2 separate regions of the Homo sapiens genome follow, and region 2 is linked to region 1. A link is an interaction called in ENCODE POLR2A ChIA-PET data of the cell type or tissue named here. Cell type or tissue: OCI-LY7. All regions are shown on one strand. Links, peaks and the distances in the headings refer to the core of each region. The heading gives the core; the rest is flanking DNA.

What was found. ChIA-PET counts read pairs that join two places held together with the same protein. Peaks named below come from ENCODE experiments on the same cell type or tissue, not always from the same donor. Only the 100,000 strongest peaks of a DNase experiment are listed, where the experiment ranks them.
Region 2: POLR2A ChIA-PET joins it to region 1 with 11 read pairs; 9 of 35 experiments call an interaction of 5 or more read pairs at or near these places.

Annotation. Positions count from the first base shown.
Region 1 is chr15:65,768,726-65,780,627 of GRCh38, forward strand. All of the region lies in intron 1 of DENND4A (DENN domain containing 4A), which reads right to left. It also overlaps the pseudogene LOC646358. Among named protein-coding and RNA genes, the nearest start is that of DENND4A, 18 kb to the right of the region's middle. RefSeq lists enhancers at 5,265-5,414, 8,581-8,630 and a silencer at 10,879-10,938. In OCI-LY7, for the core only: no CTCF peak of the experiment used is centred there; a DNase peak (open chromatin) is centred at 5,176; H3K4me3 peaks cover 1,262 bases; H3K27ac peaks cover 2,544 bases.
Region 2 is chr15:65,717,610-65,729,511 of GRCh38, forward strand. DENND4A (DENN domain containing 4A) reads right to left here. Exons shown (of 33, transcript NM_001320835.1): 11 at 11,463-11,638; 12 at 5,239-5,339; 13 at 169-387. MIR4511 (microRNA 4511) reads right to left here and starts at 1,723; the gene lies at 1,637-1,723. In OCI-LY7, for the core only: a CTCF peak has its summit at 5,107; no DNase peak of the experiment used is centred there.

The DNA.
Region 1 (11,902 bases), core at 1,618-9,617:
TAATCCCAGCACTTTGGGAGGCCGAGGCAGGTAGATTACCTGAGGTTAGGAGTTCAGGACCAGCCTGGCCAACATGGTGAAACCCCGTCTCTACTAAAAAATACAAAAAAAAGAAAAAAATAGCCGGACGTGGTGGCGGGTGCCTGTAATCCCAGGTACTCGGGTGGCTGAGACAGGAGAATTGCTTCAACCCTGGAGGCAGAGGTTGCAGTGAGCTGAGATCACACCACTGCACTCTAGCCTGGGCGACAAGAGCAAAACTCTGTCTCAAAAAAAACCAAAAAACAAAAAAAAAAACCCCCACAATTTTATGTATCCATTCTATTGTTAATTGACATTTGGCTGGTTTCCAATGTGAGGCTGTTATAAATGATTACAAAGTCGGATATAAACTATTATGAGTTTTCATGCATATAAAAACGCATAGATTTTTTAAAAATAGCTAAGAATGAAATTCCTAGCATATAAGGTATACACACACACACACACACACACACACACACACACACTCAACTGTGGTAGGTAATGCCAAACTGTTTTCCTAAGTTTTATAGTAAGACCTTATATTTGGTGAGTAAGATGGCTTAGAAATAAATAAAAACCTTTTTTCCTCCACAAACATAAACATTCCTCTGAGCTCTCTAAAATACTGATTTGTTGTTCCTGTTTTAATTCATTGCTGAATACAACTATATGAAAACTATAAAATGTAGTAAGGTTTAGCAGCTACATGCTCTGAAATCACTTCAGCCAAATTAAAATCCTGGTTCTATCCAGCATTAGATTATCAGATACGCAAATAAGCTCATGGCTTGGGTATTTTAAAATAAGGGACCAAAAAAAGTATAAATTCAATTCAAATAATTTGATGTAAATCACTTAATGAGGTACTCGTCATTTTAAAAAACCAGAAATATGCTGAGTTTGCTTATCTTTTGTTTATTTTATGGTTTGGTATTGATTTTCTTTTCTTTTTTTTCATTTTAGCAGTTTTATTCAACAGATGCCATAAATTAACTACATTCAGAAAAAAATTTAAAGAACAAAGCCACCCTATCCAGCATTCTTTCACTCACAAAGAAGTACCAAAGATATGTTTATGTTCCATTAACCGAGTATGCAGCAAATTCATTAAAATATTACAACTGCTAAACACAGAAGACCAGAAATCAAATAGTTTTATCTCCAGTATACAGGCACCAAAAACTTCAATTTCCAGCTGTTTTTTTTTTCTAATTCATAATATGGAATTACTTACAAGGAGCTTATTCCTATAGGATTAATTCAATTACTCAATGGTGAATAGATTTTAGCTCAGTATTTTTAAAGGAGGACTTGCTTTAAGTTACTATTCTACCTGCTGCTCTATTTCTGCTCACACTTGCATGTGGCCAAACAGATCATGCTCTGATCAGATAAGTATACTATAATCTACTTACATGTTTAGGAGTTGGCATAAGGTTAAAAGGCACAAAGCTGTATTTTAGTATTCATTTTTCTTATTACTTATTTGTAGAAGAACTTCTTTGGATCCTGCTTAAATGATCACCAAGAAACTGCAAATTTCTATGGGGGAAAATGTGAGTCCTCTTCATAAATTTTGGCAGCCCTTCAAGGACATACACATCAAAATTTGGTGGCCTTTAAAGTATTGGAATTGTAAATGACATAACTGCACTTTACTGTTGAAGACCCTTTTAGTTTACTATTTATAGCCATTTCCTCATATTTTCTTTAAAATCTATCAGTATAGCATTTCATTTCTATGCATGTATATGTATAGTAATTCATAAAACTAAATAGCAAAATGATATTCTACATCAGTTCATTTATCTCAATATATATTTTGGAATATAACGGCAATATTAAAAATATCAATTCCCTCTAAGCTGATAATACTATAAGATTTTACACAAAGTTAAAGTTTTTGTTTTTTCTTTTTGAAAAAGTTTCATTGTTTAAAGTCCACATATTTGACACCTTGATAAGGAAAACGTAAATGTGTCATATAACATTTATTCCATCAATTTAAACTGAAGTGTCTCACGGAGCAAAACACTAAAAGAATTTAAATAAAAAAGCAGTAACCTGTATGTACACAAAGTGATCATTCCATAAATCTTTACATGACAAGGGAAAAAATGGAGAATCACTAAAACTGGAAATTGCTACAGGTGTGATAATCCTTTCTCAAGACATTTTAGTTAGGAATCATGCAAGCTTTTAAAATGAAAATAATTGTAGAAGCGTAACTAAAATATTCCATTTTAGTTTTCAGTTACTATTTAAAGGAGCCAGTAGGTCATAAACAGTCCAAGATTTCAGGAACCAACTATTCAGTTTAATTTTCAGTATCAGATCTTTCCCTTCATCTCTCATGATGAAACTAAACTTACTTACAGAAAAAATAAAGAGTACGCTAAAAGGTATAAATAAAAATTCCAGTTCATCCTCCTTTATAAAGACCGGTAAGCCGCTCTAATTCTTTACAGTTGTCCATGCTCAAGGCATCTGACTTCCTTCGGAGTCGATCACCACGGTATACTTTTGCTGCATACTGCATATCTGTTTTTTGTTGTCTTTCTTTCCAGCAGTTATTTCGAATATTAGTCACATAATCTTCCTCCACACTCTTTTCTGCCTTTTGTAATAACATTCCTTTATATTCATTTTTAAAGTCCTTGCTGACATAATAAACACCACCCAAGTTTTCTGTCTGCGTTTTAATAGTTTGCCCTGTTCCAGATCTGGGATAGAAGGAATAAGGAGGATTACAGACCATCAACTGGCTTAATAATGACACGAGGATCAATACAATTATGGGCATCAGCTGGATAAACACAGAAAAACCTCCATCTCCTCTTTCCTCTTCTCTTTCATGTCCACTATGTCAATGCTGATGTTGTTGGCTATAACCAGCTCTTCCATTTGAAAAAGAATGTATACTACCTGAAGGAAATCCACCCCCAAAAAATATATTAAACAAGTCTTCTGGAGTTATATCAACTTCACAAAACCTCTATGGAAATTAAATCTGCCATTGTTTTGGTGGTTACATGCTTGTTCTTCATTGCCCGTGAGGTCATACTGTTTTCGCTTTTCTGGATTACTTAAAACAGCATAAGCATTCCCAACCTTTTTAAAAGCATCTGTTGCTCCAGGTGCATGGTTTTTGTCTGGATGAAACTTCAAAGCAAGCTTTCTATAAGCTTTTTTCAAATCTTCATCACCACTATCTTTCGTAACTCCAAGTACTTCATAGTAATTTTTATATTTGTTTATGCGCAGGCCAAGGGCAGTGGGTAGAGCTTCTCGGCCTTCTGCAGGAAACGCTGGGCCTTCTCGCGGTTGCCAGCATTCAGAGCCTCCTGGACGATGTCGACACATTTCTCAGCTTCATCCCTGTTCCCCTCCATAGCTTGCTCCTTCGATTTTATTTTCAATTACATTAGCAACACCATTATCACTTCAATGTTTGGTGACTTAAAGGTCTAGAGACAGGAAATCATGACTCTGATTCTCTCATTCACTCATCTGACAAATATTTATTGAATACTGAAATGGACATGTATCAGTTTTATTTTTGACCATGTAGCATGTGAACTCCCTTTCTATGTTTAGAAAATCTGCCACTGTATGTATCTTATAAAAAAGGCTGGATGTCCGAACCAATCATGAAAGCAGAAAAAGACCAGATATTTGGCCAGGCACGGTGGCTCACACCTGTAATCCCAGCACTTTGGGAGGCCAAGGCAGGCAGACCATGACGTCAGGAGTTTGAGACCAGCCTGACCAATATGGTGAAACCCTGTCTCTACTAAAAATACAAAAATTAGCTGGGCATGGTGGCACCCGCCTGTAATCCCAGCTACTCAGGAGGCTGAGGCAGGAGAATCGCTTGAACCTGGGAGGCGGAGGTTGCAGTGGGCCGAGATCGAGCCACTGCACTCCAGCCTGGGCAACAAAATGAGACTCCGTCTCAAAAAAAAAAAAAAAAAAAAAAAAAAAAAAGACCTGATATTTGCTCTCCCTATTTAGGGACCAAGCACACAGATTGGTCAATTATATGCACTCATGCAGAATTTGAATCTAGAGCTAAAGTAGCAAAAACAGTTTAAGATTCATTCTCAGGGCTGTTTCCACCATGTGAGGATACACGAAGTCAGCAGTCTGCCACCCAAAAGTGGACCCTCACCAGAACCTGACCTTGCTGGCACCCTGATCTCGGACCTCCAACCTTGAGAACCATGGGAAATCAATTTCTATTGTTTCTAAGCAAAAAAAAAAAAAAAAAAAAAAAAAATCATTCTTAGAGCAGTGATATACAGCACCCAGTGGCAATGCTCCAGCAATGGCATCCAGTGGCATCAACGGTGTGTTCAACAGGAAAAGGATATGGCATAACTTTGGCTATGGTCTAGCCCTGAGGTTTGTTTCATATTTGTTCTCTGAGTCTGGTTCTCTAGTCTTCTAGTCATTTCTGTAAGCCAACCAATATGCTTCCAATAAATTCCTTTTCTTTTGGTTCAGCTAACCAGAATTAATTTCTGTAATTTGCAACCAAGAATCCTAAAATGGTACCTCTACCATGTGGTCTGAAGAACCAGGCACTAAAACACAAAGACAAATGAGACATGACCCTGCCTTACAGCGGTTTAATAGAGAAGGCAGACAAGAAAACAAGCAATATAATACATGATAAGTCTATAACAGGAGTAATCACAGGAAGCACAAGAAGGACACACAGCTTAGGCTTGAGGAGTCAAAAAAGAACGACACCATCTAAATTCTGAAATATCAGTAGGTGATAGAGGAGAGATGGAAGGGGATTCCACATGAAAGGAGGAACAAGCACAATGGATATCACCTTTTCTTTACTCATCATTTCCTTCCTGGACAGTATCAAAAGTATATTTGAATATACCTCAATAAAGTTAGAGGGAAACATATTTGAAAGATAACAGTGACAAAAGGAAGACTGGTCACTTTTGTCGCTTTTATCACAAACCTCATGCTTCAAACATACACACACCACTGCTGCCGCCTCCACAAATCTGGCCAAAACTACTTTCCTTCTCTCCTTCTCATCTCAGTCACTTCACAGAACAGTCAACCTGGGCTTTTTAGGGGTTTTTTTGTTTGTTTGTTTTTGGTTGGTTGATTATTTTTAATGGGGTGGAGGAGGAATCATGAATGAGTGGATAAAGGAATTGAAAAGAGAAGTAAAGGTGTTAATCAACTGTCATCAGGGTAGTGAAGCACAAGGCATTCTGCCAACTGCCTACACTGGTTTTGCTTAACAGTAGGTACAATTTTATGAAGAAAAATACTGATATAAAATGTTTTATTGGCTGGGTGTGGTGGCTCATGCCTGTAATCCCAGCACTTTGGAGGCCGAGGTTGGTGGATCACTTGAGGTCACGAGTTCGAGACCAGCTTGGCCAACATGGTGAAACCCTGTCTCTACTAAAAATAAAAAAATTGGCCAGGCACGGTGGCTCACGCCTGTAATCCCAGCACTTTGGGAGGCCAAGGAGGGTGGCTCACCTGAGGTGGGGAGTTTGAGACCAGCCTGACCAACATGGAGAAACCCAGTCTCTACTAAAAATACAAAATTAGCCAGGTGTGGTGGCGCATGCCTGTAATCTCAGCTACTCAGAAGGCTGAGGCAGGAGAATAGCTTGAACCCAGGAGGTGGAGGTTGCGGTGAGCCCAGATTGAGCCACTGCACTCCAGCCTGGGCAACAAGAGTGAAACTCCATCTCAAAAAAATTAAAATAAAAAATAAAAAAGTTAGCCAGGCATGGTGGTGTGCACCTGTAATCCCAGCTACTTGGGAGGCTGAGGCAGGAGAATCGTTTGAACCTGGGAGGCAGAGGTTGCTGAGTGAGCTGAGATCGTGCCACTGCACTCCAGCCTGGGCAACAAAGTGAGACCCTGTCTCAAAAAAATAAAATAAAAATAAAAATAAGATGTTTTATAAAATAACATATATATGCTATTTTCTCTAAAATTATAAAATTTCAGAATGACATTGATTTTAGAGATTATGTTTTAAAATTACATAGGCTTATACAATGTATTATTTTTGCTTTTTTTAAAAAAAAATTTTGTGGATACTTAACAGTTTTACAAATGTTTACTTTTTTTTTTTTTTTTTTTGAGAGACAAGGTTTCACTCTGTTACCCAGGCTGGAATGCAGTGGCACAATTATAGCTCACCTTAACTTCGAACTCCTTGGCTCAAGCAATCCTCCTGCCTCAGCCTCCCAAGTAGCCACCACACACAGCCCATATGTTTACTTTAATAAAAAATATGCACTTCATAAGCTTTATAAGCTCTACCATTTTCAGTCATCCACTGCATGAAGGTCCAGGCTTATACAGGAAAAACTACCATAAAAGTAAACTAACAAACCAACCACTATTAGAAAAATTTGAGACCCCATCTCTACAAAAAAATTTTTTTAATTAGCTGGGCATGATTGCTCATGCCTGTGGTCCCAGCTACTCAGGAGGCTGAGGTGGGAGGTTTGCTTGAGCCCAGGAGGTCAAGGCTATAGTGAGCTATGATCACACCACTGCACTCCAGCCTGGGGGACAGAGCCACACCCTGCCTCAAAAAGAAAAGAAAAGAAGTCACGGTGGCTCACGTCTGTAATCCCAGCACTTTGGGAGGCTGAGGCAGGCAGATCACCTGAGGTTAGGAGTTCAAGACCAGCCTGGCCAACATAGGGAAACCCTGCCTCTACTAAAAATACAAAAATTAGCCGGGTGTGGTGATGCATGCCTGTAATCCCAGCTACTTGGGAGGCTAAGACAGGAGAATCACTCGAACCTGGGAGGTGAAGGTTGCAGTGAGCCAAGATCATGCCACTGCACTCCAGCCTGGGTGACAGTGCAAGACTCCTCAAAAAAAAAAAAAAAAAAAAAAAAAAGCAATAAAGGAATCTGAAAGCAAATGATCAGTGACATCTCATTCCCAATTCCCAAAATGACATCAAAATTATATAACAAAAAGTGATTTGAGTATTCTACAATGTACAACTGCCTCTTGAAAAAGGCAATCATTACTACCATGTGAAGGACAGGTATGAAAAAAAGTTTTAGTTTAAGTTTCATTAAGTTAAATGGGGTAAAAATTCACTTCAGTCATACTGAACCATTTACAGTTTCCCCCTTTACACAACTCCATGCCACCTTTGCAAATTCAGTTCCTCCTATCAGAATATCTCTATTCCAATGGTCAACTGCTATGTAATATTGGAGACCTGCTCTTCGAAGCCTTCCTTACTGTTTTCTCCATGAGACCGTCATTCTCTTTTTGTATGCTTCTAGAGTATCTTGTACATATCTCTACTATGATTATCCCATTAATATTCCAATTATTTCTTTGAACATCTATTCTTCTCAACTAGATTATGCACTAAGAGTAAGCAATGTTACACCCCCATTTCTGTAAATATCTGTTTTAGCATACTCCCTGGCAGAGAGAAGTCAGTCAATAAATGTTTGCTAAATAAAGAATGATGTGATGTATTAATGGTATTAATATTAAAGAAGGTATATATCATCATACACATATGCTCATAAAATAATGACTCAAACTTCCAATTCTGTATGCAGAAGCTAATCACCTCCATTGTTTTTTACTTAAAAAAGGGAGACATTTTTAGTCTTCACAATAATCATGTATAGATTGGGGATGAAATAATTTAAGTTTCCTACTATATATAAAGCCACTGAGCAGTAACTTTTTTATTTCATAAAAATCATAATTTTTTTAATCATTAAGTATCCCTTTGTATCCACCACCTTTTAGAAAGTCTATTTACCTACACACCTATCCTCTGAGAATTGTATGTCCTGTATCATTCCCCTTCCATAAAAATTGGGCCTGAAAGCCATGTTTTATGAACCTTTGGCTTCATCGGCCACAGTTGATTAGACCAGAAAGAGATACCTGCCTCAGACTCAATTTTCTCCCAGAGGTTCAGAATGAAATCACAGAACCATGAGCGAATATATGAATTTAAGAGTTAGAAGACATGTCCATCCACGTGCAGTGGTGAAAGACAACATGCAAAGTAAGAAAAATGAAGTGGAAAAGCAGGAAGACTCAGAGAAATCATGCTACCCCAGGGTAGTAAGAAAATAGCTGCATGGGGCTGGGCACGGTGGCCTGTAATCCCAGCAAGTTGGAAGGACGAGGCAGGAGGATCACTTGAGGCCAGGAGTTCGAGGCCAGCCTGGACAACACGGTGAAACCCCATCTCTACTAAAAATACAAAAATGAGCCAGCCATGGTGGCATGTGCCTGTAATCCCAGCTACTCAGGAGGCTGAGGCAGGAGAATCACTTGAACCCGGGAAGCGGAGGATGCAGTGAGCTGAGATAGCACCACTGCACTCCAGCCTGGGCGACAGAGTAAGACGCTGTCTCAAAATAAAGAAAGAAAAAAAGAAAATAGCTGCCTGGGTTATAAATTTCCAGTTCCTGGTTTCCCTTCCCCTTCATGAGTCTTGGCTGTACTTCTATCATCGGGTACTGTGAAAACTCCAGCATCTTTGCCTAATGGGAACTAATTTCCCTTTTTGGGTAAGCCAGCTTACATTTTTTAAATTACAAACAATTTTTTTTTTTTTAAGACAGAGTCTTACTCTGTTGACCAGGCTGGGGTGCAGTGCCACGATCTCAGCTCACTGCAACCTCCACCTCCCAGGTTCAAGCGATTCTCCAGCCTCAGCCTCCCAAGTAGCTGGGATCACAAGCACGCACCACCACGCCTGGCTAATTTTTGTATTTTTAGTACAGATGGGGTTTCGTCATGTTAGCCAGGCTGGCCTCGAACTGCTGATCTCAAGTGACCTGCCTGCCTTGGCCTCCCAAAGTACTAGCATTATGGGTGTGAGCCACTGCACCGGGCCACAAACAAAAAAATTGATTAAACAAACCTCAAAAAAGAAAAGCAAAATATCAGTTAATCAAGGAAGCCAAAAAAAAGTTTTGTTTAAAAAAATGGCTGTTAGGCTGGGCACAGTGGCTCACACCTGTAATCCCAACACTGTGGGAGGCCAAAGTGGGCAGATCACAAGGTCAGGAGTTCGAGACCAGTCTGGCCAATACGGTGAAACCCTGTCTCAAATAAAAATATAAAAAGGTAGCTGGGCATGGTGGGATGCACCTGTAGTCCCAGCTACTGGAAGGCTGAGGCAGAAGAATCGCTTGAACCCGGAGGCAGAGGTCGCAGTGAGCTGAGATCAGGCCAATGCACTCCAGCCTGGGCGACAGAGGGAGACTCCGTATCAAAAAAAAAAGGCTGTTAAGCTGGTATCTTCAGATATTCCTCAGCACAATAAAATGAAAAATATTCACCAAACAGCAGTTTCAAACAATATTCTATAAATCCAACTTCAGTGTAGTTATGAGTAAGTATGAATAAAATTCTATTACAAAGTTCTGGTGTCCAGAAAAAATGAGAGATTAATAGGGAATTTCTTAGACTTTATCTGAACAAATTATTTTTTAAAGAAAAATAATATCAGTTACTACAATTTTGACCAAAAAGGGGGTGAGGTTTTTCTTCTCTGGTGATAACAGCCAGTCTTATCTAACAAGCCAAAGTAACACTGTATAGTTTCCCCCACCCATCTACACCCATTTATCTTAAAAACATGACATTTCAGAGTCCTCAACTAAAATACTCAGTGGTAAAATACAGTGACCTAAAAAAAAAAAAAAAAAAGCGTTCCCCAGTACCACAGTCATTACAGCTATACCTCAGAAATACTACAGGTTAGGTTCCACATCACTACGATAAAACCAATATCACAATAAAGGAAGTCACATGAATTTTTTGGTTTCCTAGTGCATATAAAAAGTTATGTTGCAGGCCAGATGCAGTGGCTCATGCCTGTAATCCCAGCACTTTGAGAGGATGAGGCGGGCGGATCACGAGGTCAGGAGATCGAGACCATCCTAGCTAACAGTGAAACTCCGTCTCTACTAAAAATACAAAATTATCTGGGCATGGTGGCACGTGCCTGTAATCCCAGCTACTCAGGAGGCTGAGGCAGGAGAATCGCTTGAACCCAGGAAGCAGAGGTTGCAGTGAGCTGAGATCACGCCACTGCACTCCAGCCCGGGTGACACAACGAGACTCCGCATCAAAAAAAAAAAAAAAAAGGCTATGTTGCTTTCAGCTCAGAGGAGGCCAACATGCAATTAAATACTGACTGCTATAAAAAGGATTTTAGGGCCCCATAAGGTGGTGCATGCCTACAGTTTCAGCCACTCAGAAGGCAGAGACAGTAAGACGGCTTGAGCCCAGGAATTTGAGGCCAACCTGGGAAATATGGCGAGACCACATGTCTAGAATAAATAAATAAAAATTAGAAGGAAAAAAAACCTTTGTTAATCTCAAGATACAAATTCAAGAGAAGGAAAAAGGCCAGGCGCAGTGGCTCACACCTGTAATCCCAGCACTTTGGGAGGCCGAGGCGCGTGGATCGTCTGGGATCAGGAGTTCAAGACCATCTTGGCCAACATGGTGAAACCCCGTCTCTACTAAAAATAGAAAAATTAGCCAGGCATGGTGGTGCACACCTATAATCCCAGCTACTCGGGAGGCTGAGGCAGGAGAATCGCTTGAACCTGGGAGGCAGAGGTTGCAGTGAGCCGAGATTGCACCCCAGCCTGGGAGATAGAGTGAGACTCTGTCTCAAAAAAAAAAAAAAAAGAGAAGGAAAAAAAAGCTGTTTTTTAGTTTGTTTGTTTGTTTTGTTTTTAAAGACAAGAAACTGTTGCTGAGGCTGGGGTGTGTGGCACAATCATAGCTCACTGCTGCCTCAAACTCCTGGGCTCAAGTGATCCTCCCACCTCAGCCTCTACAGGGGAACACTACCATGCCTGGCTAGCTAGGTGGTGTTTTTCGTTTGTTTTCGAGAAAGAGTCTCACTCTGTCACCCAGGCTAGAGTGCAGTAGTGCGATCTCAGCTCACTGCAACCTCTGCCTCCTAGGTTCAAGCAATTCTTGTGCCTCAGTCTGCCAAGTAGCTGGGATTACAGGCATATACCACCATGCCCAGCTAATTTTTGTATTTTTAGTAGAGATGGGGTTTTGCCATGTTGGCCAGGCTGGGATTACAGGCGTGAGCCACAGTGTCTGGACTTTATTTATTTATTTATTTATTTTTGGAGAAATGGGGTCTAGCTATGTTGCCCAGGCCAGTCTCAAACTCCTGGGCTCAAGTGATCCTCCTGCTTGGCCTCCCAAAGCACTGGGATTACAGGCATGAGCCACCACACCTAGCAGGGAAAAAAAAAATTTAAGTAAAGATTTATTGTAACTGTTTACAATAATGGAAGAAGGCAGAGGTATCAATAATTTTTAATGACATATTGCGGGCTCGAGAGATCCGTACGCCTTGGCCTCCCAAAGCGTTGGGATTACAGGTGTGCACCACCCCGCTAGGCCCATTCTGTGCTCTTGTTCAACCTTTCTCTGTAACATGCTTTCATTTATGCCCGAATAAAAAAATATAGTCTTAGTACAGCTACCTCCCTCACACCTTAATCCAAAAGAGAAAAGGCTAGTTAAATGCTACAGTACAGATTAAATGAAGATTAAAAGTAAGTAAAGGGCATTCCTAGAGTTTAAACAGTGCTATTAATAAGAAAAGTATGCTGAATTTTAAATAAGCAACTAATTAAGTGGTACAATTAAGAAATACTAATCATCATCAACACCAATTTCAAATTTGTGACAGGACACCAAATGTTGGACCTCCTAGAAAGACTAATGGTCAACTTTCCATGACATTTTCAAAAGCTAGGGTTGTGTCTTTGATTTTAAAACCCAGGATTAGTTGGTTTGTTCTTTCATTCACTAATTCATAGCCTG
Region 2 (11,902 bases), core at 269-8,268, 52 kb before region 1:
AAAATAACTAGTCCTATGGAAATGGGTAACCAACAAAGCTAGTATTCAGATTCTCCTCAAAATAGGTATGTATTCTCATAAATATGAGCTATTAATACAGACAGCAAATGAATCATCACAAAGTTAAGCTCAATAACCTGAAAGCTTTAAAACTATGCAGTCACTCACCTTGTAGGGCAAAGAGAGAGGCTGCATCTGTGGCTGTCTCAGATGGGGCTTGTGTTATTGGCCTTAAGTATGATCTGTAACCTTTTAAAATAGAGGCCATGAAAAACAAAAATGCCTCTTGGATTTCCAAATCTATCATGTGCAACCTCTTTCCAGAATTAAAATCATAGTCATTTATTGCTAAATCCATGAGTCCATCATCTCTCGGTCTCTGCTGCACTGTGAAGACATACAGTGTTAGTGTTTTCTCCAAACTCACAAAACACTCATGATGGTACCAATATAATTTTGTTGTATTTTCAAAAGGACCCAAGCTACCTCAACTCTTTGTTTACATAACTTAATCATACGTAAACCTTAGCAAAGCTTGCCATAGCATTTTGTAGTCTCCGTTGAGTAAATTTTATCCAAATTAAACACAAAGCTACCCGTTTATCTCACTACCACCAGGAAAAAAAAAGCTCAGGTCGGTCATGGTAGCTCATGCGTGCAATCCTAGACCAAGGCAGGAGGATCACTTGAGGCTAGGAGTTCAAGACTAGCCTGGGCAACATAAGAGAGATTCTGTCTTTACAAAATTTTTTTTAAGTTCATGTTCTAAAATAACTATATATAAGTTAATAATGATTGTAACCGAGAAGGCAATAGAATATAAGAAAGCTGTTCAACATAAATATATATCACTCATAGGCTCACCAAGTATTGGCATTGTTCAGAAAGAATCTGAACAACCATGTCATCTATACCTCCCACACCACTACTATTTTGCACATGCCCTGAGAGGGGAAATGACCTGACATACGAATAAGGAGAATAATAAAAAAGGAACATAAACCCAGATCTCTCAAATCTTCATACAGAATTGTCTCCATTGTTCTCTCACCATCAAGTGATTATGGTGAGATTATACATAAACTAGTACATTTGAAAATATTTCAAAAACTGCCCCCCTTTCCCTCAAAAGTTTTGCATGTTTTTTTTCCTTTTTTTTTTTTTTTTTTTTTTTTTTTTTGGTTTTTTGAGACAGAGTCTTGGTCTGTCACCCAGGCTGGAGTACAGTGGCACGATCTCAGCTTACTGCAGCCCCTACCTCCCGGGCTCCAGAGATTCTCCTGCCTCAGCCTCCTTGGTAGCTGGGATTACAGGTGCCCATCACCACGCCCAGCTAATTTTTGTATTTTTAGTAGAGACGGGGTTTCACCGTGTTGGCGAGGCTAGTCTCGAACTCCTGACCTCAGGTGATCCGCCTACCTTGGCCTCCCAAAGTGCTGGGATTATAGGCATGAGGCACCATGCCCAGCCACTTTGCATGTTATGTGCACATACTTGCTCTCACACTCTTTCCATATGAATATATATAAAACATACATATTTTATATAATACATATATATGTCTTTTTCAAAGTGGCAGTGACATTCCCTCTTGTATTCATTCATGTTTTTGTCTTACATATTGAAAACAGACTTTTAAAAAAAGGGAAAGAAGAACTATTGCATTTACCCTGTGCAAACTGAGTGCAGGGCAAATGCAACAGTTCTTCTTTCCCTTTTTTTTTTTTTTAATATAAGTACCTGCAGGAAGAACACACAAGGATTAAAATATAAAAAACAATTCTTCTTCCTGGACAATTCAATGCTAAAGCCATTAGATAGTAAACATGTAATTTTATAGTAGAGAAGTCTAGTAGACACCACCTTAATCAAGTGATCGAAGTGAATATCTTCATCAATAATGGGACAAAGCAAAATAGTGTGCGATCTGATATAAGGACGCAATGAGAGAGACACAGCATCACTTCTGTGATATTCCTGTCAAAGATGTGTGACCTGGGCCGGGTGCAGTGGCTCACATCTGTAATCCTAGCACTTTAGGAGGCTGCAGTGGGAGGATCACTTGAGCCCAGAAGTTCAAGACCAGCATGGCAATATAGTGAGATCCCATCTCTACAGAATTTTTTTTTTTTTTAATTAGCTGGGTGTGATAGCTTGTGTCTGTAGTCCCAGCTTCTCAGGAGGCTGAGATGGGAGGATCACTTGAGCCTGGGAGCTTGTGGCTGCCATAAACCGTGATCGCGCCACTGCACTCCAGCCTGGGTGACACAGTGAGACACCCTGTCTCAAAAAAAAGAAAATAGATGGGTGGCCTGTATTTATTATGAGAATGCTCAGACAAACCCACACCATGGACAATTCTACAATGGTAAGTATAATCTTCAAAGATGGCAGAGAATCTGAGGAACTGTTCAGAAGGAAAGGCAAATAAAGAGACTTGAAACTACATACAACACCTGATTTGGAACTGGATCCTTTTGTTATAAAGAACATTAAGATGATAACTGGCAAAACCTGAATGTGGTCTGAGGATTAGGACAGCAGTAATTCTCAATGTTAATTTTCTGATTTTTATGGTTACATTGTAGTGATGTCAAAGAATGTACTGGGTAGGAAATACATTCTATTCAAATGTCATGAAGCATCTAATGTCAAAGGGTCAGGAAAAAAGTTTGTTATTACTTCAAAATTTTAAAATATAAGGAACAATTAATCGTCTTCGAGAGTTTTTGGAGGAGTTCTTATTGTCTAAAAAAGTGAAAATACTGGAAGAACGTAAGGCATTGGAACCAGAAAGCCTAGGATTTTTTTTTTTTTTTTGAGATGGAGTCTCACTCTGTCTCCCAGGCTGGAGTGCAGTGGCACAATCTTGGTTCACTGCAACCTTTGCCTCCCAGGTTCAAGCTATTCTCCAGCCTCAGCCTCCCAAGTAGCTGGGACAACAAGCGTGCACCACCACATCCGGGTAATTTTTGTATTTTTAGTAGAGACGGGGTTTTACTATGTCGGCCAGGCTGGTCTCGAACTCCTGACCTCAGGTGATCCACCTGCCTCGGCCTCCCAAAGTGCTGGGATTACAGGTATGAGCCACTACGCCCAGTCAAGAAAGCCTAGGTTTTAATCCCAGCTTCATCCTTGTTAACTGTATGATCTGTGAGAAGCTACTATACGCCTCCTTCAATCTCATTCTCATAGCTGTAACGTAAAAGAATGTATGTGAATGTGCTCTGAAGCTATAAAGCGTTAGAGTCCTTAATTATCAGTATTATTTAAATGTTTGTAGTTTTAACCTTTGAGATTCTGCCTTTCACAAAAGTTGAATGGGCTGTTTCATTGATTATATATATATATATATATATATATATATATATATTTGTACTTTTTGCAGAGACAAGGTTTCAGCATGTTGCCCAGGATGGTCTCAAACTGCTGGACTCAAGCGATCTCCCTGCCTCAGCCTCCCAAAGTGCTGGGATTACAGGCCTGAGCCACCCTGCCCAGCCAATGTTAATAATATTTGAATATTGCTACAATAGCTGTTGGGCTTCTTAGCTATTCAAAAGAAGTGCAAACACTTTTAGAAAGCAATTAACTAGGTAACAAATGATATTACATGCATGATTTATTTGTTCCATAAGGCAAAATTTTGTTACGTTTTATGTAATTTGTTTAATATCCCAATACTTATGAGCTACTTTGGAATCATCTACTTGTTATGAAGTGTACTTTGTAAATACTGTTTTTATCCATGTCTATTTCCAACTACACTATACACTATGATGAATCCTCAAGGGTGTAGGCTACCTCCTATGCTTATGTTGTACCTAAACATAAATGTGTATTACATAAATGGGTCATCTGCTATAATACCAAGAAGATCAGATAAAGAAATGAAGGTTTAATTTTCCTTAACAGTAGAAAAGAGCATGGTGATAAAGCATTGCGAGGCATTTGGACTTAAAGATAGCTTTAATGACTCCACTTAAAAAAAAAAAAAAAAAAGAAAGAGAAAGACGACGTCTCACTCTGTCACCAAGGATGGAGTGCAGTGGCATGATCACGGCTCACTGCAGTCTTAACTCCCAGGCTCAAGTGGTCCTCCCGCGTGGTCCTCCTGCCTCAGCCTCCCAAGCAGTTGAGACTACAGCTACATCTTAAGGAGTCAAATACTGCTATACCACTATTGACTGTACTTTATATAATAAGTATTAAGTTATGGATTCTGAATGGGTCATCTGCTATAATACCAACAAGATTAGATAAAGAAATGAAGGTTTAATTTTCCTTATCAGTAATTCTGGACAAGTCAAGATATATTCTCATATAAGCTTTTTAAATAGAAATATTCCATATCCTAATCAATTTTCATTTTGATTAATTTCTTAATGCTATTGGCAAACTTCGATTTTCAAACTTTAAGATAGGCACACAGAAAAATAAAAAACATTTTTAAAAGATAAGCACAGCATTAAGATCCACTGAAGGTGAAAAGCTCTTACCCCACTGATACCATCAGCATTTTCTAATGTAGTTTACATCATTTGTCTTCGATTTTCAAAACTAACTTTCTATTCTGTGTATGAAAAAAATAGGCCAGGCATGGTGGCTCATGCCCGTAATCCCAGCACTTTGAGAAGTCGAAGAGGGAGAACTGCTTGAGCCCAGGACAACATGGTAAGACCCTGTCTCTGTAACAAATTAAAAAATTAGCCAGGCGTAGTGCCTCATTGTGTCTGTAGTCCCAGCTACTCAAGAGGCTGAAGTGGGAAGACTACTTGAGCCCAGGAGGTCAAGGCTGTAGTGGGCCATGTTTGTGCCACACACTATAACCTGGGTGACAAAGCAAGACCGTGTCTCAAAAGAGAAAAAAAAAACAATATAAAGGTGGAACCCCACATTTTTTCCATGGTATTTCAGTAACGGTAAAATAAACCACCTTAACATCCTTTTGAATTTTATTATTTTAAGATGGTTCTATAAAAATTTGGTAGATATAATATACATATTTTGCATTCCAGCCTGGCAACAGAGCGAGACTCCGTCTCGAAAAAAAAAAAAATACACATTTTATAAATCTCTCATTCATCTTCTAACAAATTTTGCTTTAATGATCATCTGCCTTTAAAATGGTAAAACCGCTTTCTGCTAGATAAACATTATTCTTTTATAAGTAAGGCAAAGTAATTGGAGTCCCTTTTTCAGATTAAATTACCTCCTTTAATTAAGTTATCCACTTACATTTTGCCAATTGCTGATGCAAATTATTCAGTGTGTTCATCAGATTTTTACATGGCTTCTTTGGAAGTATCTTCCAGGCTACATTTTTCTTGTCACCAATTCTAAGATTAAATAACAACAGGAATATATTTGTTACATGGTCTTTTGGAGGGGAAAGGTATATATCTGTTATATATAAAAACGGGAAAAGATTAAACACCTTGAATGAAAAATGAAAAACAAAATATTTGCATTAACAAGAGAAAAATCCTACAGGGGTAAATTGGCATGTTGAATATACAAAAATTAATTTGTATGAGGGTAGAACCTTGTATTAAATATAGTTCACAAGTTTATATTTATACTGAGTAAATTCCAGTTGCTTTGGAATCTTGCTAATCACCATAAAGCTTAATGTGGTGATCTTTACTCTTAATCTCCATTTAAGTGTGCTTAGACACCTAAATAATAGAAAAATCCTACCATAAGTTTTTTTCTTAAATACTGTAAGAAAAAGCACTACAAAAACTTTCAGTAAATTCATGATCCACAGAGCTTATCAAAATACTTCGGTATATTTAAATACTTAGTTTCTTAGTTTCCTAAGAGTATAAGTAAGGATCATTTTTGTTTCTTTCAAAAAAGAAATAACCTATTATACTAAATTACTTGAATAAAGCATAATATTGTGAAATACTTATATAACTATAAAAGAGGATATCCGTTAAAAATGATAAAGCAGTTTCCCCCTTATCTGTAGAGGATACATTCCGAGACCCCCAGTGGATGCCTGAAATCACAGACAGTTCAGAACCCCATATTTACTATGTTTTTTCCCAAGCATATATACCTATGATAAAGTTCAATTTATAAATTAGGCACAGTAAGGGATCGATAACAATAATTTATAATAAAATAGAATTATAACAATATACTTTAATAAACGTTATGTGAACGTGGGCTCTCTCTCTCAAAATAACTTATTGTACTGTACTCATGTACTTTCAGACTATAGTTGGCCACAGATAACTGAAACCATGGAAAACCAGACTGTGGGTAAAGGAGGAACTATTGTATCTTTGTTTCTGGGACAGGCTCCTATAATCTCCTTTATTATAGCAATTACAACACAGTTGGTCTCTAAACCATACATGGGGTAGGAGTAGAAAAGAGCATGGTGATAAAGCATTGCAAAGCATTTGGACTTAAAGATAGCTTTAATGACTCCACTTTAAAAAAAAAAACCAGAGAGACAACGTCTCACTCTGTCACCAAGGGTGGAGTGCAGTGGCATGATCACGGCTCACTGCAGTCTTAACTCCCAGGCTCAAGTGGTCCTCCCAAGCAGGCCTCAGCCTCCCAAGCAGCTGAGACTACAGGCGCGCACCCCTACAGCCTGCTAATTTTTATTTTGTAGAGATGAGGTCTTGCTTCGTTGCCCAGGCTGGTCTTGAACTCCACATCTTAAGGAATCCTCCTGGCCTCTGCCTCTCAAAGTGTTAGGATTACAGGCAAAAGGCACTGTGACCAGCTGACTCTACTTTTTTTTGAATCGTTTTTTTTTTTTTTTATTTCAAAAGCAATGAATATTCATTTTAGAAAACTTGAAAAATGTATAGAAAAAGAAAAGAAAAGTAAAACACTCATATTTTAACCACCACAGAACAACATAGCACAGGTGTGTAGTGGAACTTGCTGAACCTTTTTATATTCCCTAAACTTCCTACAGAACAAAAAAGGGCAAATATCACTTTGAAAAGTAAACAAAGAAAAAAGAGTGGGATAAGAAAGCTTAAGCTGAACAAAAATGACTGTCTTGGAATTTGTCCCCTCTATCTTTCCACAAATGAGAATAAAAATAAAGATAGGGCAAAGTCAAACTGCAGATGTCCTGCTGTGAAGGTGTGATTACATTTACAATGTGACCAACAGGATCCTGTGTTATAGTAAGAACGCAACATAGAAACACTTTTTAAAATTATTTTCTTGATGAAACTCAGTAACACAGCTTTCCCACTGTGTCTTACCATTCACTGCATAGTGCCTGTCTTGCTAGACTTAATTATGAGTGTCTTAAGAGAAAGAAGAATATGTGGTTTGCTATTTTATTCCCAGTGCCTAGCAAAAAAAGGGCACTCGGGATATGTTTGTGGCGTAAATGAATGAACAACATCTTGGTATCATCTGATCACATCTAATTACTGTTACTTACTGCTATAATTTCTGCCTCTTTCCTTTGATATCTTCCCTCTAAAACTTGGCTGGGTAAGGGAATTTTTTGAAGTACTTGAGTTTGGTCTATGATCATCTTCTTATAAAAAAGATCATCTTATGAGTAAATGTATATTTACTCATGATGACTTCCACTTACAAGATTACTACATTATTTTATGACATACACATATTATATAGTTACCCAATAATTAGTGGTAGAAGCATTAGTTTTGGAGTCAAACAGTAATGGCTTTAAAATGCAGTTCTGACAACATAAGCTATATGCCCTTTGATAAATCGCTTAAAAATCTAAGCTTTGGTTTCCTTGTCAGAAGGGTTAATAAGAACTACCTCGGCTGGGCGCGGTGGCTCACGCCTGTAATCCCAGCACTTTGGGAGGCCGAGGCGGGCAGATCATGAGGTCAGGAGATGGAGACCATCCTGGCTAATGCGGTGAAACCCCGTCTCTACTAAAAAATTCAAAAAATTAGCCAGGTATGGTGGCGGGCACCTGTGGTCCCAGCTACTCGGGAGGCTGAGGCAGGAGAATGGCAAGAACCTGGGAGGTGGAGCTTGCAGTGAGCTGAGATCACGCCACCACACTCCAGCCTGGGCAACAGAGTGAGACTCTGTCTCAAAAAATAAAAATAAAAAAAATAAAAAAAAGAACCACCTCACAAAGTATGGAGAATAACATGAGATAACTTAGGCTACACATGTAGCTTTACACTTGGTACATACATATTAATTTCTTTCCCTTTCTTCAGAAATTTCTTCATATTTAAAAATAGTCTGTATCATATATACTTAAGACAGGGAAGGGGAAAAGAAACCAAAAATTCCATACTTGGGATTTGTTTTTCTTTCAAACTTCAGGCTGGGGCTTCAGAAATTCTAATTGAAGGAAAGTAGAAAGCTGTCAGTTCGCTAGTCTAGTCCTCCACCGGTTTGGGAGGGTGGTAATGGCAAGAATTCATGAGCACAAACAACTTATCTTTCTTTGATTCTTTAACTCATTAGTGATCAAAGCAGAAAGAAAAGAGCTCAGACCTCAGCAACTTCAAGAAAGAAAGAAAAAATAGTAAGTAGGAAGACAAAATTCTTTTTCTAATTTTTAAATTTTTTGTATAAATGGGGTCTCTTCTGGCCTCAAGTGATCCTCCTGCCTCAGCCTCCCAAAGTGTGGAGATTACAGGTATGAGTCAAGACACCTAGCTGAGAAAATTCTTTTAACAAATTAAGAGACATTGTAAGGTGGAAAATACAATTTATTACCATAATAAACACAGTATACACTCTTACCACTGTTAATTTCAATTAAAAAATATTACATCACGTAACATTAACCTGGCAAGGAAAAGTTGTATTACTTTAATGTTTAAAAGTATTAAACAGTTCTGGTAAAGAATGAAATGTTGATGGTAAAGAATCATTGAATCTATTGATGCCGTATGTAAAATGGCTTTTATGCATAAAATATATTTCATATTTTCTTGGTTAGGCTTTCCATGAATAAAAATTTTGACAGTATGCATGCTTTATAACAGAATACTCATTTTCTGCTAAACTTTTCTAATGGTTTAGGCACTTGAGGTTGTGACATGTGACAAGACTGAGAACTAATCTAAGGTTTCATAATTAAATCGAAAAGCTTTAGGCTGTCTCAGCCCTTTGGGAGGCCGAGGCAGGCAGATCACCTGAGGCCAGGAGTTCGAGACCAGCCTGGCCAACACGGTGAAAACCCCTCTCTACTAAAAATACAAAAATTATCCAGGTGTGGTGGCACACACCTGTAGTCCCAGCTACTTGGGAGGCTGAGGCAGGAGAATTGCTTGAACCTGGAAGGAAGAGGTTGCAGTGAGCTGAGATTACACCACTGCGCACTCCAGCCTGGGCAACAGAACGAGACATTGTCTCAAAAGAATAAAAAGTAAAAAATTTTTTTCAAAAAAAGCTTTAAGATAAAAAGCTCTTACTTAAAAATGGAGAAAAACTGGGTGTGGTGGCTCATGCCTGTAATCCCAATGCTTTGAGATGCCAAGGGGGGAGGATCACATGAGGTCAGGAGTTCCAAACCAGCCGGGACAACACTGCAAGACCCCTTCTCATTTTAAAAAATTAGCCAGGCATGACCGGGCGCGGTGGCTCACACCTATAATCTCAGCACTTTGGGAGGCTGAGGCAGGCGGATCACGAGGTCAGGAGATCAAGACCATCCTGGCTAACATGGTGAAACCCCGTCTCTACTAAAAATACAAAAAAATTAACCAGGCATGGTGGCGGGTACCTGTAGTCCCAGCTACTTGGGAGGCTGAGGCAGGAGAATGGTGTGAACCCAGGAGGCGGAGCTTACATTGAGCTGAGATCGCATCACTGCACTCCAGCCTGGGTGACAAAGCGAGACTCCGTCTCAAAAAAAAAAAAAAAAAAAAAAAATTTAGCCAGGCATGGTGGTACACACCTGTAGTCCTAGCTACCTGGGAGGCTGAGGCAGGAGGATTGCTTGATCCCAGAAATTTGGCAGTGAGCTATGATCATGCTACTGCACTCCAGCCTGAGTGACAGAGTAAGACCCTGTCTCTTTTTAAAAAAGGAGAAAAACCTACTTCACATTTACATATTTAAGTGTAAAAGCTGTACCAGCTTTTGGGCTTTATTAGACTAAATCATAGTTATTATAAACATGTCCTGTGGGTGCAATGTGGACAGTGCATCAATTTCCTCTTCCCTGAATAGATTAAGTATGATTAAATTTAAAATAAGGGACACAAAACAATACAGAATTATAAAAAGGCTTTAAAAATAGTTCCGATAGCTATAACTTACATATAAATTCAGTGCAAAGAAATGAAAACATAAAACCCTTGCATCCCTAGGGTGTAAAGATAATGAAATTATGTATAATTTAAAACTTATTTTAAAATTTTAAAGCATTATTTTACTATGATGAGTTTTTTTTGTTTGTTTTTTTTTGTTTTTTTCTTTTGAGACAGAGTCTCCCTCCGTTACCCAGGCTGGAAAGCAGTGGTGCAATCTCGGCTCACTGCAGCCTCCGCCTCCCGGGTTCAAGCGATTCTCCTGCCTCAGTCTCTGGAGTAGCTGGGATTACCTGCCACCACGTCCAGCTAATTTTTGAATTTTTAGTAGAGACAGGGTTTTACCATGTTGGCCAGGCTGGTCTCGAACTCCTGACCTCAAGTGATCCGTCCACCTTGGCTTCCCAAAGTGCTGGGATTATAGGCGTCAGCCACCACGCCCAGTCTATATTTAAGTATTCTAATAGTATTATAAAAGACTAGAAATAGGATTGAAATATTAATCAAAGAATGGTGTTTTAATTCAATTTGTGATTTCACCTATACTCATATCATTAAAGGGAAATAAACTTTTTCTATTTCTAACCTCAATTTCCCTTTGGCTAAATTTCTTTTTCTTTTTTTCTTTTTCTTTTTTTTTTTTTGAGACAGAGTTTCACTGTTGTTGCCCAGGCTGGAGTGCAGTGGCGCGATCTCAGCTCACCACAACCTCCACCTCCCGGGTTGAAGCAATTCTCCTGCTTCAGCCTCCCGAGTAGCTGGGATTCCAGGCATGCGCCACCACGCTCAGCTAATTTTGTATTTTTATTTTTAGTAGAGATGGAGTTTCTCCTTGTTGGTCAGGCTGGTCTCAAACTCCTGACCTCAGGTGATCCGACCACCTTGGCCTCCCAAAGTGCTAGGATTACAGGCATGAGCCACCGCGCCCGGCCCCCTTTGGCTAAATTTCTAAGCAAGCCTAACATTAAAATGTTTCTTAAATATTGAAAGCCTGAGGATGAAAGGTATAGTCCTTCCAACAAAACCTTCTTTAATACTCTAAATCTACTCCATTGACGCATAATAAGGTCTGATTCAAAGACGGTGATTACCCCACATAACAAGGAAAACAATATATCTTAAAAGAATCCTACTTAACAATCATAAAATATACAGTTACATACATATGCTACAAAGTTGTAAAATATACATGTAGAATCACTAAAATGTACTTACTGAGAAATAGTGTTGGTATCTACATCAACACAACTGACATCTGGTGGAGGATCATAGAGATCAAAGTATCTTGAATCAATCCCTACTATGAATGGACATGGTGCACTCAAGACATCTGCTAAAGCCAGTGGGCAGAGAGGAACATACGGGCATGGCCAGTGGAAAGGGAAAATCATCTTGGATAAACAAAAGATAGGAGAGAATTTAGCTTTTTAACACTGAAGCATAATTTATCAGCACACACAAAAAACTGTCTTTTAAGTATTATCTAAAGCCTAATGCCTGATAATGAATGAAATAATTATAACTAGAGTTAATGGTCAGGAAATCAAAACTGCTTTCAAAAAACACAAATTCATTACTCTCTGAATTTTAGTTAAGTTATATTAAAATGGCTTTAAGTTATATAAATAAACTAAGTTTAAACTAAATTGACTGCC